2 separate regions of the Homo sapiens genome follow, and region 1 is linked to region 2. Evidence: chromatin contacts called from ENCODE Hi-C data. All regions are on one chromosome and are shown on one strand. The core of a region is the stretch at or near the end of the contact, and the rest is flanking DNA. Distances in the headings are between cores, read along the strand shown.

What was found. A loop is a pair of places that touch in the nucleus more often than their neighbours do. Pooled maps may share reads with other maps.
Region 1: a loop to region 2 is called in a pooled map, with 4 times the contacts of the local background. The contact joins the promoter of AIFM1 here to the enhancer-like site in region 2. A Hi-C loop is called at or near these places in 1 of 168 maps with a recorded cell type or tissue (CD8-positive, alpha-beta T cell), 1 of 37 single-sample maps with no recorded cell type and 2 of 50 pooled maps.

The regions. Positions count from the first base shown.
Region 1 is chrX:130,162,192-130,168,169 of GRCh38, reverse strand. AIFM1 (apoptosis inducing factor mitochondria associated 1) reads left to right here and starts at 2,329. Exons shown (of 16, transcript NM_004208.4): 1 at 2,329-2,619. The coding sequence starts at 2,514. It also overlaps a transcript of RAB33A not described here. RefSeq lists an enhancer at 2,341-2,680.
Region 2 is chrX:129,755,563-129,761,537 of GRCh38, reverse strand. XPNPEP2 (X-prolyl aminopeptidase 2) reads right to left here. Exons shown (of 21, transcript NM_003399.6): 14 at 4,983-5,054; 15 at 2,298-2,358; 16 at 957-1,026; 17 at 262-366. Among named protein-coding and RNA genes, the nearest start is that of XPNPEP2, 20 kb to the right of the region's middle. RefSeq lists enhancers at 1,411-1,490, 1,511-1,560, 5,154-5,653. Within about 2 kb of position 1,582, at least 16 of the 41 ENCODE cell types and tissues checked have a DNase peak (open chromatin) inside an H3K27ac peak, as active enhancers do; they include CD8-positive, alpha-beta T cell, where a contact is called at or near this core.

The DNA.
Region 1 (5,978 bases), core at 1,080-3,579, 410 kb before region 2:
GGTCTCGCTCTGTCATCCAGGCTGGAGTGCACGGGAGCAATCACTGCTCACTGCAGTCTCGATCTCCTAGGCTCAAGTGATCCTCCCATCTCAGCCTCCTGAGTAGCTGGAACCACAGGCACATACCACCACGCCTGGCTAATTTAAAAAAAAAATGGTAGAGATGATGTCTCATTATGTGCTCAGGCTGGTCTGGAACTCCTGGCCTCAAGCAATCTTCCCACTCGTCCTCCCAAAGTACTGGCATTACAGGCATGAGCCACTGCACCCGGCCCTGTAATTTCATTCTCTATCCCCATTCCACCAAAAAAAAAAAAAAAGTAACTTCATTACCTCCAAAGTTAGGGCCCAACTCTTGCCAGTTCAAATCTGGCCCCCCACCATACTTGCCTGTCTTTATCACTACTTCTTTATTTTTTTCTTTTTGGAGACAGAGTCTTGCTCCATCATCCAGGCTGGAGTGCAGTGGCACAATCTTGGCTCACTGCAGCCTCCACCTGGCAGGTTCAAGCGAGTCTCCTGCCTCAGTCTCCCTAGTAGCTGGGATTACAGGCGCATGCCATGGCGCCCGGCTAATTTTTGGATTTTTTGTAGAGACGGGGTTTCACCATGTTGGCCAGACTGGTCTTAAACTCCTGACCTAAAGTGATTCACCCGCCTAGGCCTCCCAAAGTGCTGGGATTACAGGCATGAGCCACGGAGCCTGACCACATCAATACTTCTTAGTATGTACTCTCTATCATTGTCCCCCGAAAATGTGCTGGGTTTTGGTTTTTTAAAACAGTTCCAAGCCTTTTCATTTAACAAACAGCATGGTGCTTCCTCTAAGACACTTTACAAATATTAGCTCATTTAGTCTTCCGAACACCCTCCTGAGATTTGTAGATGAGGAAAATGAGGCACAATTAAGTGACTTGCCCAGGTGGCAGAGCCAGGATTCAATGTGGGTTGGTCTGGATCCAAGGTCAACATGTTTAACAATGAAAAATGTTATCTTTGGTCCGAAAGTATTCACCATCTGAAATATCAATCCTTTTCCTCTACTGTTTGAATTTTACTACTCATCCTTCAAGACACAACTCAAATAACTTCTTACACGAAGTTCTACCATAGTGATTCCATCCCATAGTCTTCTCTCTTGCTCTGTCCGGCACTACACCAGATATTATTTCAATGACCGGTATATGTCATCTCCCCAACTAGACAGTGGCCACTTCCTATATAGATGCTATGTCCAAATAAACCCATTGTAAACTGAAAATATCGTTAAGTCGAAACTGCATTTAATACCCTGATAAACCCATCATAAAGTCAAAAAACCGTAAGTTGAACCATGCTTAAGTCCAGATGCTCCTCGACTGACATGGGGTTAGGTCTCATTAAACCCATCATAAAGTCGAAAAATTGTAAGTCGAACCATTGTGAGGGGTAAGTCGGGGACCATCCGTACTTTTCATACCCAACAGAGCCCCTTTTATAGTACAATCCAAGAGGTAAGTGCTCAATAAATACTTGTTAAATGAATATGTAAGCTGAATCTTTGAAACAGGCACATTGTATGTTCTGCATGCAGCCAAAACATTATTTCCAATTTAGCTTATATCTGGCAGAGTCAAAACACTTATTTACACTCAGCCCCTCACCCTACTCCCATAACTGAAAGTTCTGCTTAGCAGACTTCTCTTCCCAGAAAGTCCGAGAAGCACGAACGCTTTTTGCTAACATCCTGCTCCCAAGCACAGAAACCACAGCAGGAGACTGTGTGTATCTGTAGCACCTGGTATACAGCATCTAGGACACACAACTGAACTAATAAATAAAGGTGACAGGCGGGAAGAAGAGCGCAGAATTACTTGTCCAGGAAACGGGTTGGGTGGGAAAGAGCCGGCAACTGGTAAAAGATGGAAGTACACGCCGGATCTGGGAAGCCAGGTTCCGCGCCTCGGACTCATGGAAAAACTGGATCTGGATCACTGCAAAAGAATCAGGAAGGCTTCGGTATCAAGTAACTGGTGTCCTAAAACCAAAAAACAAAGTGCGATGCCGGGGCTACGCTGTTGTGAGATGCTGTTATCAGTTCTCGTCACCAACACAGCGGCAGCACCAGGCACAACCGCCAATCAAAGCGGCCCCACGAGTCCCTCCTTGAACAGGTTCCTTAACTCGTTCAGTCCAACACTGTGCCACAAACTCGCGAAAACCGGCTACCTAGAGCCAGCGTCTTTGCGAGCTTGCGGCCAGCTAGTGCATGCGCAAATCCTCTCGCCGTGCGGACCAATCGCAATGCGGCAGCGAGTGCTACGCCTGCGCAGTAGGCCTCCGGTCGCCGTTCCCCTTCCCCGGCTCTAGCAGGCCGGCTTCTCTGTCCAATGCCCACCCGGAGCTGGGAGGAGGAGTCTGCGTAATGTGCGTGTGAAGAGACTGGGGGAGCTGGCCGGGGCTCACGGTGTTTGACCCGTCGGTCGTGCGTGAGAGGAAAGGGAAGGAGGAGGTCCCGAATAGCGGTCGCCGAAATGTTCCGGTGTGGAGGCCTGGCGGCGGGTGCTTTGAAGCAGAAGCTGGTGCCCTTGGTGCGGACCGTGTGCGTCCGAAGCCCGAGGCAGAGGAACCGGCTCCCAGGTGACTGACCCATTCCAGGCAACCTCCAAGTCCGAGGGCCTGGCGCCTTAGGCTCCCTGTGCCTTGCAGCCCTCTACCCCCGCGTCCCCGCGAGAAACTTAACACATAGTCACGTGAATTCCAAATTGGCAGACTCCGAACCCTGAGTCTTGCAAGCGGAGGAATTGGCTCAGCCATGCCGACCTGACCTTCAAGAGATTTGAACCCAGTAGTCGGCTTGAGGCCTTTTCCCGGGAGCGTTTGCTGTTCAGGGATCCCAGAACAACTGGCTGTCGGCGCCTCCCCGGCATCCCCACCCCCCACCCCCCTTTTTAGAGCAATGAGGTCAAGTAGACTTTGTCATTTACCGATTGAGACTTTAAACAGGACGTTTAAGCCCTACGCCTAAGTTTCTTGTGTAAATGAGGGTGTTATCTGCTCAGCCTTCCAAACCACAGATGAGATCCATGGATTTGAATGCCCAGTGAAACAGAAACGGTGCAGGGCAAGTAAGGAGTCGGTTGGTTGTGTACCAGACACCCAGAGAATTGGCCCAGACTTAATTGGAGATGCCTGAGCCGTGTACTTCTTGGTGGTCTTTAAGGCTTCAAAGAAACAGTTTGCAGAACGCATTGTATTTTGTTCTCCATTAAGTTGTTTCATCAAATTTTAGAGCTGGAAGGGATTTTGTGGTAAAGGTCAACCCACTCATTTTATAGATAATAAACTGAGGCACAGAGAGGTGAAATTACTTGCCAAAGGTCACATAGTTAATTAATAGGTAGAGCTAAGGATAGTTTGCTAGCCTCCAGGTCCTTAATCCCTTCGCTGCAACTCCATACTGCTTCCTAAAGTTGACCTCAAAAAGTTAAGAATGAATTCGGGTCTCTTCCCAGTAATTAGCCCATTGTACATCAGATATCCGTGAATTTATCTGAGCATGGCTTGAGCCTGCTTCTTTTCGTACTGCGTTACTTCATGGGGGCAATGAATGATCCACCTGTAGGAGTTGCTTTGAAAAAAAAATCAGTAATCCTTCAATGTCCACCCCTAGGGCATTTGCAATGTCAGAAGTTATCCTTGAGGCTTTTACAATACAGAAACACCTGGGTGCTTTAAAAATAAAAAGTGGAAAATATTTTCCTTGGGTTGTTAGGGTCTTTGCAAATGTGCATTTGAACAGTTTTTCCAGTTGCTATGCACAATGAAAATGTTTCCTGATAGGTGTATTTGAGTTATGTCCTGGGACATACTGCTCTTGGAACTTAAAACCTCTGCTTAGCTTTTAAACTAATGCCTTATCAATGGATGTCATCTTTGAGGGTTTTGTGTATTGAAATGATGGTGCTCTGTGCTTGTTGCACAGAAATTGAGATAACCTGAATTTTTTTTTTTTTTTTTTTTGAGACGGAGTCTCGCTTTGTCGCCCAGGCTGGAGTGCAGTGGCGCGATCTCGGCTCACTGCAATCTCCGCCTCCCGGATTCACGCCATTCTTCTGCCTCAGCCTCCAGAGTAGCTGGGACTACAGGCACCCGCCACCACGCCCGGCTAATTTTTTTTTTTTTTTTTTTGTATTTTTAGTAGAGACAAGGTTTCACCATGTTAACCAGGATGGTCTCGATCTCCTGACCTCGTGATCCGCCCACCTCGGCCTCCCAAAGCGCTGGGATTACAGGCGTGAGCCACCGCGCCCGGCGATAACCTGAATTTTTTCATCCACACTGGCCTTTCAAACTTTGAGTAGTTGTTTTGCTTAAGTCTCACAACTTTTACCAGCATTCTAAAGTCTGACCAAAAGTTCTCATCAATTAAATATGCATTTGCAAAGTTAAGTTGATTTATTAGACATTGGAAAGTGGTTGGTGTTGTTAGAACTACTGAAAAATACAGACTCAAATGGTTTTTTCCACTGCATGTCTTTGTTTGAAGGCAGTCTACTGTAGAATATATTCGGACTTCCTGACATATCCATCCATCTCTTTGCATACACTTGTTCTTTGTCCTTTGGCCGTGCACCAAAGTATGACATCATCTGCCTTTAAAAATGGGTGAGGGTAGTGTTAAATTTTCAAAAAGAAGTTCTGATACTCTCATTTTAGGAATTAACTCTGTTTTGTGGCTTGATTCCTAACTGCTTTTAATCTGATTTCTTTTTCATGTAGTAGCATCTACCGTGTGTTTTTGCACAGGTGGGAAAGAGCAAGGTTCGTTTATACACCATTTCTCCCTCCACCTTACCTTTAAACTTTTTTTTTTTTTTTTTTTTGAGGCGGAGTCTCGCTCAGTTTCCCAGAGTGCAGTGGCACGATCTTGGCTCACTGCAACCTCTGCCTGCTGGGTTCAAGCAATTCTCCTGCGTCAGCCTCCCAAGTAGCTGGGACTACAGGCATGCACCACCACGCCGGGCTAATTTTTTGTATTTTTAGTAGAGACGGGGTTTCACCATGCTGGCCAGGCTGGTCTCAAACTCCTGACCTTGTGATCCACCTGCTTCAGCCTCCCAAACCTTTAAACTTTAAACCTGCCTTGCAACTATCTCGTTGACATCTGTCACCATTGTCAGGTTCATTTCCATTATATGTTGCATTCTGCCTTAAAACCATGATAGCTACTATTTGTTTATTTACTTTATTTATTTGGATGCTCTGCCTCCTTCCAGAGATGATTGAAGGTAACTCATAGTCATCACTCTATGTCTGCATTCAGACACAGAGGAGCAGATAGGTTAGATAATAGACATTTTCTGTTCTATAATATTTTGTTTGGTCACCAAACAGTGCTGCCCATGTTATCAAACTGATCACCGACTCCCTGACTTTAGGTTCAAATGTTTGAACGTTTTTCTCTATTTGGAATCCTTCTCACCTCTTTAAAAAGGAAACTGAGCTCCTTGTGGGCAAGGATCCTGGCTTCCTGGACACTGCCAAATGTGACTTCGTTTTGAAGCCTAAAAGATGAGTCTTCCCCCGTTGTTTCTGCTGAGACAAGGCTTTGCAGAAGAAATTCTTTGGCAGCTCAGCCCTTTCTGTAACCAGTTAATAAGTTACATTTTCTAGAAATGTTCTAACTTTTTGAGGGAGTTACTGCATGTCTTAGCTTTCTTCTAGATCATGTTTCCAAAAGTTGCCTGCTCATGTGAATCGAGTAGAGAACCAGTTCCTAACCTTCTCCAGGAGATAATTCTGGGAATCTGTATTTTAACAAGCCCCTTGACATTCATATGATCAGACAAGTTTGGTATATACTGTTTTGGATGAGTAGTGACTCTTCCCCTTCTGTTTTGCTGACGTAAGGATTAAAAAACCAAACTGAGCAATCTGGAGTCTCTTGTGATTTGTATCAAGCTCATTTTCTCATATTCAGAATAGTAGCAGCCATT
Region 2 (5,975 bases), core at 333-2,832:
CTCTGGCTTTTATTTCTCTGGGGTCTATATAAGTTAGTCACTAGGGCTTGACCCTCTTTCTGGTGCCCTCTTGAATGCCAAGCAGCCAGCAGGACTGGCCTGCTGCTGGCATTCCTCACTTACCCTGTGGAGCTGGGTAACCTTGGGTAGATCATGGCATCTTTGTGGGTCTTTGTCATTTCCATACCTGTGAAATTCTCTACCTTCATAGAGGGTATAATAAAAGGGGGGTGGCCTGGGGAGTGCTGAGGAGACACCTACACTCATGCACACACAGGAAGTTGCCAATGCCGTGGCCTGTCCCATGACCATAATTGAGACCAGCATCCCACAAGGCTCTGCGGGCAAAGGCCTCCACCATTCGCCCTGGAAGGGAAGAGAGATTGACCCCAGTCAGATGGCTTTACCGAAGACTGTCCACCTTGCCCCTTCTTGCTTCACTATCAGAGTGGTGCCTAAGAAGAGGGGCCCCTGAGAGGCCGCTAAGCATGCACTGATGCAATGATGTTGGGTTGGGATGGAGGAGGGCTGATGGATGGAGTTAGTGGTTCCCTCGCCAGACCAGCCCATCACTATCTCCAGCTTACCATACATTGTATCCATTACCTGAATTGATGCCTCTACTGTAATTTCTCCCCATCTGTCAGGGCTTTGCACTTTGACACCTAATTCCTCTAAGAATCCTCCCATAATTGCTGTGGCCCACTGATCTCTCCCACCTCTGAGCAACAGTGTTAGATTAAGAGGCAGGAAACTCAGGTTCAAGGCCTGGATCTCCCGCTAACCTTCTGTGTGACCTTGGGCAAGTCACTTTCTCTCTCTAGGCTGGATTTTCTCATCTACATAAGGGATGGGATGATGACAAAATCCTTGCCCCACCAGCCTCCCAGGGTGATGGTCTGAGTCCTGTGAAATCAGGGCCTGAGGCTGTGTCCAGACTGGTTTCTGAAACCCACCTGATGTAGCAGCGGGAAAGATGAGCCTGGACAGGTCAATATTTCCTATCAGCACACGGGTGTATGCCTCCTGATGGGGAGAGGAAGAGGTGATATGGAGGACGGGAGGAGGAGCCAGAGGAGTATCCAGCTGCTTGGCCTATGGATACACGGTGCAGGGCCCAGGCCTGGGTGTGTGTAGGCAGGGTGGGGGGAGTCTCATCGTTATGTGTGGCTGCCCGGGTTCTGGAAGATGGCCAGCAGAGGCTGAGGAGGGCCTTCCCAAAGCTGGGGCTCCATCACGTGCTTCCCTCTGGCTGGTCTATGAGGATCATTACAATATCTGCAGGAGACACTTGGTGGCGGTGAACCGAGGCTGTGACTCCCTGGGCTGAATCCTGACTTAGCCACTCACTCTGAGACCTTGGGCAGGCGACTTTAACTGCTGTGTGCCTCAGTTTCCTTATCTGCGATGGGAAGATAACAGGACCTAGCTCCTAAGGTTGTTGGGAGAGGCAGGCAGACTAATGTACAGAAGGTGCTGCCAACAGCGTGCATGCTTCACGGAAGTTTAGCACACTCATTCCTGTGGTTGTGACGGCTGCTGAGTTTTCTTAAGGCCTTTCATGAGGGTTGAGGTTTGCTGACTTGGCAGCTTAGCCTTCCTCTGTCAGCGGAGGGAGGTGGCCTGACAGTGGCCTCTTCTGGTCACTTCCAGAGGCGATGTGGTCAATCTCCATCACCACACAGGTTCACAGGCTTGTCACTTTGGGCAGGACAGCCAGAGGCAGCAGACTCCGCCGCTAAACTGTGAGCTCCTGGAGACCTGGACAGCATTTTGTTCCCCTCTCTGTGTTTCCAGCACAATGTCTGCCCCATAGTCGGCCTGCTGCATGCAGCATGACGGCAGCTCGCTGCTCCACCCCCAGGGCCCTCTGGTGCACAGAGACAATGCCCTCGCCTCTGCCCCAGCTGGCCAGCCCTCGATGTTTCCTGAACACCTCTGGCTCCTTTCCACCGCGGAGGCTTCACTTGTGCCGTTTTCCTCCACTTGGGATGCCTTTCTTTCTCCTTTCTGCTGAGTACAGGGCCAGGCACACAGGCAACAACAAAAAAATATTTGTGCACTGATTTACCAGAATAGGATGAGGCTCAGCTTGGGCTGAGGCCTTGTCAGTGGCCTGAAATATCCCCGGGGAAGCAGCAGGGAGCACTGGGTTTTCCGGCACCAGTGGTGTCACCTTGGGCAAACTACTTAACCTCTCTGAGCTTCAGTTTTAGCCTCTGAAATGGAAGGGATCTTGACTGCTTGGGTGCCCCCTTGGGGGAAGGTGGTGAGGGGAAATCTGGGCCCATGCTTACCTTCTGGAAGGCAGAGGGGGTGCCCCAGTGGACTGTTCTGGTGATGTCTGTGGTCCCGTCCCTATGGAGAAGGAAAACCAACATGCCAAATGCCTGGGGCTAGGGACTGGGGCCATGTGCTTTCTGTGTGCTTTCCACAAGTGGCAGGGCTGGGATGGGATGGGTGGACGGCGAAAGGAAGAAGACAGCTACCATAATCAAAATCCCCTCTTCAGCACCTATGTGTGAAAGGCCTCTGCAAACCTATCAAGTTAAAAGTTACTAAGTTGTCTGACAAGTGTGACTCCCCACCCTACACACTCCTCCCCCATCCCACTCATTTTGGCTGTTCTGTAGGTCTGGGTTTCCTTGGGTCCAGCTGGTTATGAAAGCAAGGCTTCTTCCAGGCTTCCTGGGAGGCAGAAAGGGGAATGTCCCCTTTTTACAGCTGGGGAAACTGAGGTCCAGAGAGATTATATTATCATAACACTCTCATATTCAGATAGTTGTCGACCATTTATAGGACACTTTTGCTGCTCCCTGGGAAGAATGGTAGAAGAGGCCTCATTATCCCCAGTTCACAGATGAGGCCATTGAGGCCATGCGGCTGTTTCCCTCTCTGAACCTCAGTGAAGCCAGGCCTAGAGCAAGCACTGCCTCTCCACACAGTCCTCTCCATGGCAAACACGGATCTGACCCAGTGACTTGCTGAGTTCCAGTTAGGTGAAGCCTCAGTCCCAAGGTCTGACTCCCAACTCCCAGCTGCAGCAGTTGCCACAGATGGCCCCTGTGATCATGCCTTGGTGAGGGAGAGGGGAGAAATGGTCCCAGGGCCCTGGGGCTTCTCCTTGGGTCATGGGGTGTGGTGACCTTCTTCTTCAGAAGGAAAGAAGAGGAAGTGAGGTGACTATTTCCCCGGCCTCACCCTACTCTGAGCACACCCCATTCCAGCAACGCCCCCACAAATTCACTTCCCCTTTGCTCATTGGCCATCTCAAGTACACACAGCATCGAACTCCTGACCAGCAAAGGCTGCTAAGCTGAGCGCCTGCTACTCTGGATCCCCTAGAGCTGTGCTAAGAACAAGCAAAGAGCCTCTGTCGTTAGCACATTCGCCATTTCCACAGGACTCCTTGCTCCTCCATCAGTTCAGTACGGCCCTTCTTTTGTCCCACCCCACGCTTCCCACACTTCCTTCCTCAATGAGAAGGGAAAATCTTTCAGGTCAGCTCAGCTCAGCTCAACTCTGGTGTGAATGATCAGTCACACGTTTGGAAGGAATGGGGTTAGCCTATTCTTTTTCTTTCTTTCTTTCTTTCTTTCTTTCTTTCTTTCTTTCTTTCTTTCTTTCTTTCTTTCTTTCTTTCTCTCTCTCTCTCTCTCTCTCTTTCTCTCTCTCCCTCTTTCTTTCTTTCTTTCTTTCTTTCTTTCTTTCTTTCTTTCTTTCTTTCTTTCTTTCTTTCTTCCTTTTATAGTCTTGCTCTTATTGCTCAGACTGGAGTGCAGTGTCACGATCTCGGCTCACTGCAACCTCCGCCTCCCGGGTTCAAGCGATTCTCCTGCCTCAGTTTCCCTTGGGAAGCATGCTCCACCACACCCGGAAAATTTTTGTATTTTTAGTAGAGATGGGGTTTCACCATGTTGCCCAGGCTGGTCTCAAGCTCCTGACCTCAGGTGATCTGCCCGCCTCGGCCTCCCAAAGTGCTGGGATTACAGGTGTGAGCCACCACGCCTGGCCAGGTTAGTCTATTCTGCACGGCTGTCATGTCTGAGCATTCAGGTTGTACACTGTACAAAGGTAGCCCATCAAAAGGGTTGCTTCTCTCATCTGCCCCCACCTCCACCCTGAACAGTGCCATGGGGAAGAGGGGGCTGAGGAGTCTGCATGACGTTGGTGGTGCGGGGGTGTCCAGGGTGTGCACTAGTGGATGAGAGTAGGGTATATGTGTTTGTGTGGCCAGGCAGGGACATTGAGTATAGTTGCTCAGACTGTGTAATAATACGTGGACTTAGAAAACATTTTACTTGAGGCTGGGCATGGTGGCTCATGTCTGTAATCCCAGCACTTTGGGAGGCTGGGGCAGGTGGATCACCTGAGGTCAGGAGTTTGAGAACAGCCTGGCCAACATGGTGAAACTCCATCTCTACTAATACATACATATATATATATGTGTGTGTGTGTGTGTGTATGTGTGTGTATATATATGTGTGTGTATATATATATGTGTGTGTGTGTGTATATATATATATATATATATATATATAGCTGGGCATGGTGGTGGACACCTGTAATCCAAGCTACTTGGGAGGCTGAGGCAGGAGAATCACTTGAACCCGGGATGCAGAGGTTGCAGTGAGCCAAGATCGCGCCACTGCACTCCAAACCTGGGCGACAGAGTGAGACTCTGTCAAGAAACAAACAAACAAACAACCCACAAAAAACAGCAACTTAAGCAAAGGGAGTCTTTTCCTAATTCCCACAGAGGTGCTGCCTGGGTCCTGCCACTATTCCAGCCTCTGTGTATTTCCCACTGTGCAGGGACCCCCATGTGTGAAAATGGGTAGGATGTTCGGGGCTCATTCCAGATCTCTCCTTTTTCAGACGAAGAATCCGTGGCCCAGGAAGGGAAAGCTTTGGCTGACTCTTGGCAGGCTCAGGAGGTCTGAGCAGAGACATCCAGGCTAGGGTGAGGTCGGGGTACATACCAGTACTGCCCCCCAGAGTCCAGCAGGTACATCTCATCTGAGGACAGCTTGCGGTTCAGCTCCTTGGTCGGGCTGAGAAGGGGAGAGAATGTTGAGAAGGGCAGCCTAACCCTGCACTGGGTCACGTGGGAGGCCTTGGTGGGAGGACCTCTGGGGCCTGGGCTTCCAGGCCAGTCCCTCTGGAGGAAGTCATTCTATCCCAAAGGGCCCTGGAAGAGAACTCAGCTTCCGTTGCTGCTGTCCTCAGCACACGTCTGTTAATCCTGCACCTGGCTGAGCCAGGCCCTGGTCCCCAGGGAGGAGAGAGAGGGTAAAGCCCAGAATATGAGAGCTGGGAGAGCCCTAGAGACCCCCCAGCTCAGCTGTCTCCTTTTCCATAAGGAGAAGCAGGCCTATGGAGGCCAAGGGGCTTGCACGAGGATGCGCGGTAAAGCGGCAAAGAGCTGGGCCTCTACCCAGATGCTCCCTCCGGCCCTTTGTCTCTAACTTCCTGCTGCCTCCGAGAGCAGAGGGCCCTGAGAAGAAGCAGAGCACAGGAAGGGAGGATACCTCCAGGGTGGGGCTGCTGAGCAAGAGGTGGTAAAGCCGAGGAGCACCCACCCTGCCACTCTAGCCCGAGTGGGTAGGAGGGGCTGGGGCAAGGCAGCCGAAGGCGTGGGAGACACCAGGGGACACCAGGGGAGGGAATTCTGGGACATGTCAGGCACTCCCTTGGAGGGCATTGACCTCTCCCTGCTGTGCCCATGCCAGGCGGAGGCAGCTGGTCAGCTTTTCATCAGGCAGGCCTGCAGGGGTTTGTTTTCTATAGGGCCAAACACCTGGCTAGCCTGTATCTTGGGCCCACCTTGGCTGGTTCAGGCTGAGTGAACAGACCTCTCTCCATGTGAACTCGTGAGCTTTAAGCATTAGCTAACATAAGCAACACATGGGAAGCCAGGGAAAAGCATCCAATGGCATCGGTGTCTTCCTTCCAGGTCCCCCAGCCTCCAGCTC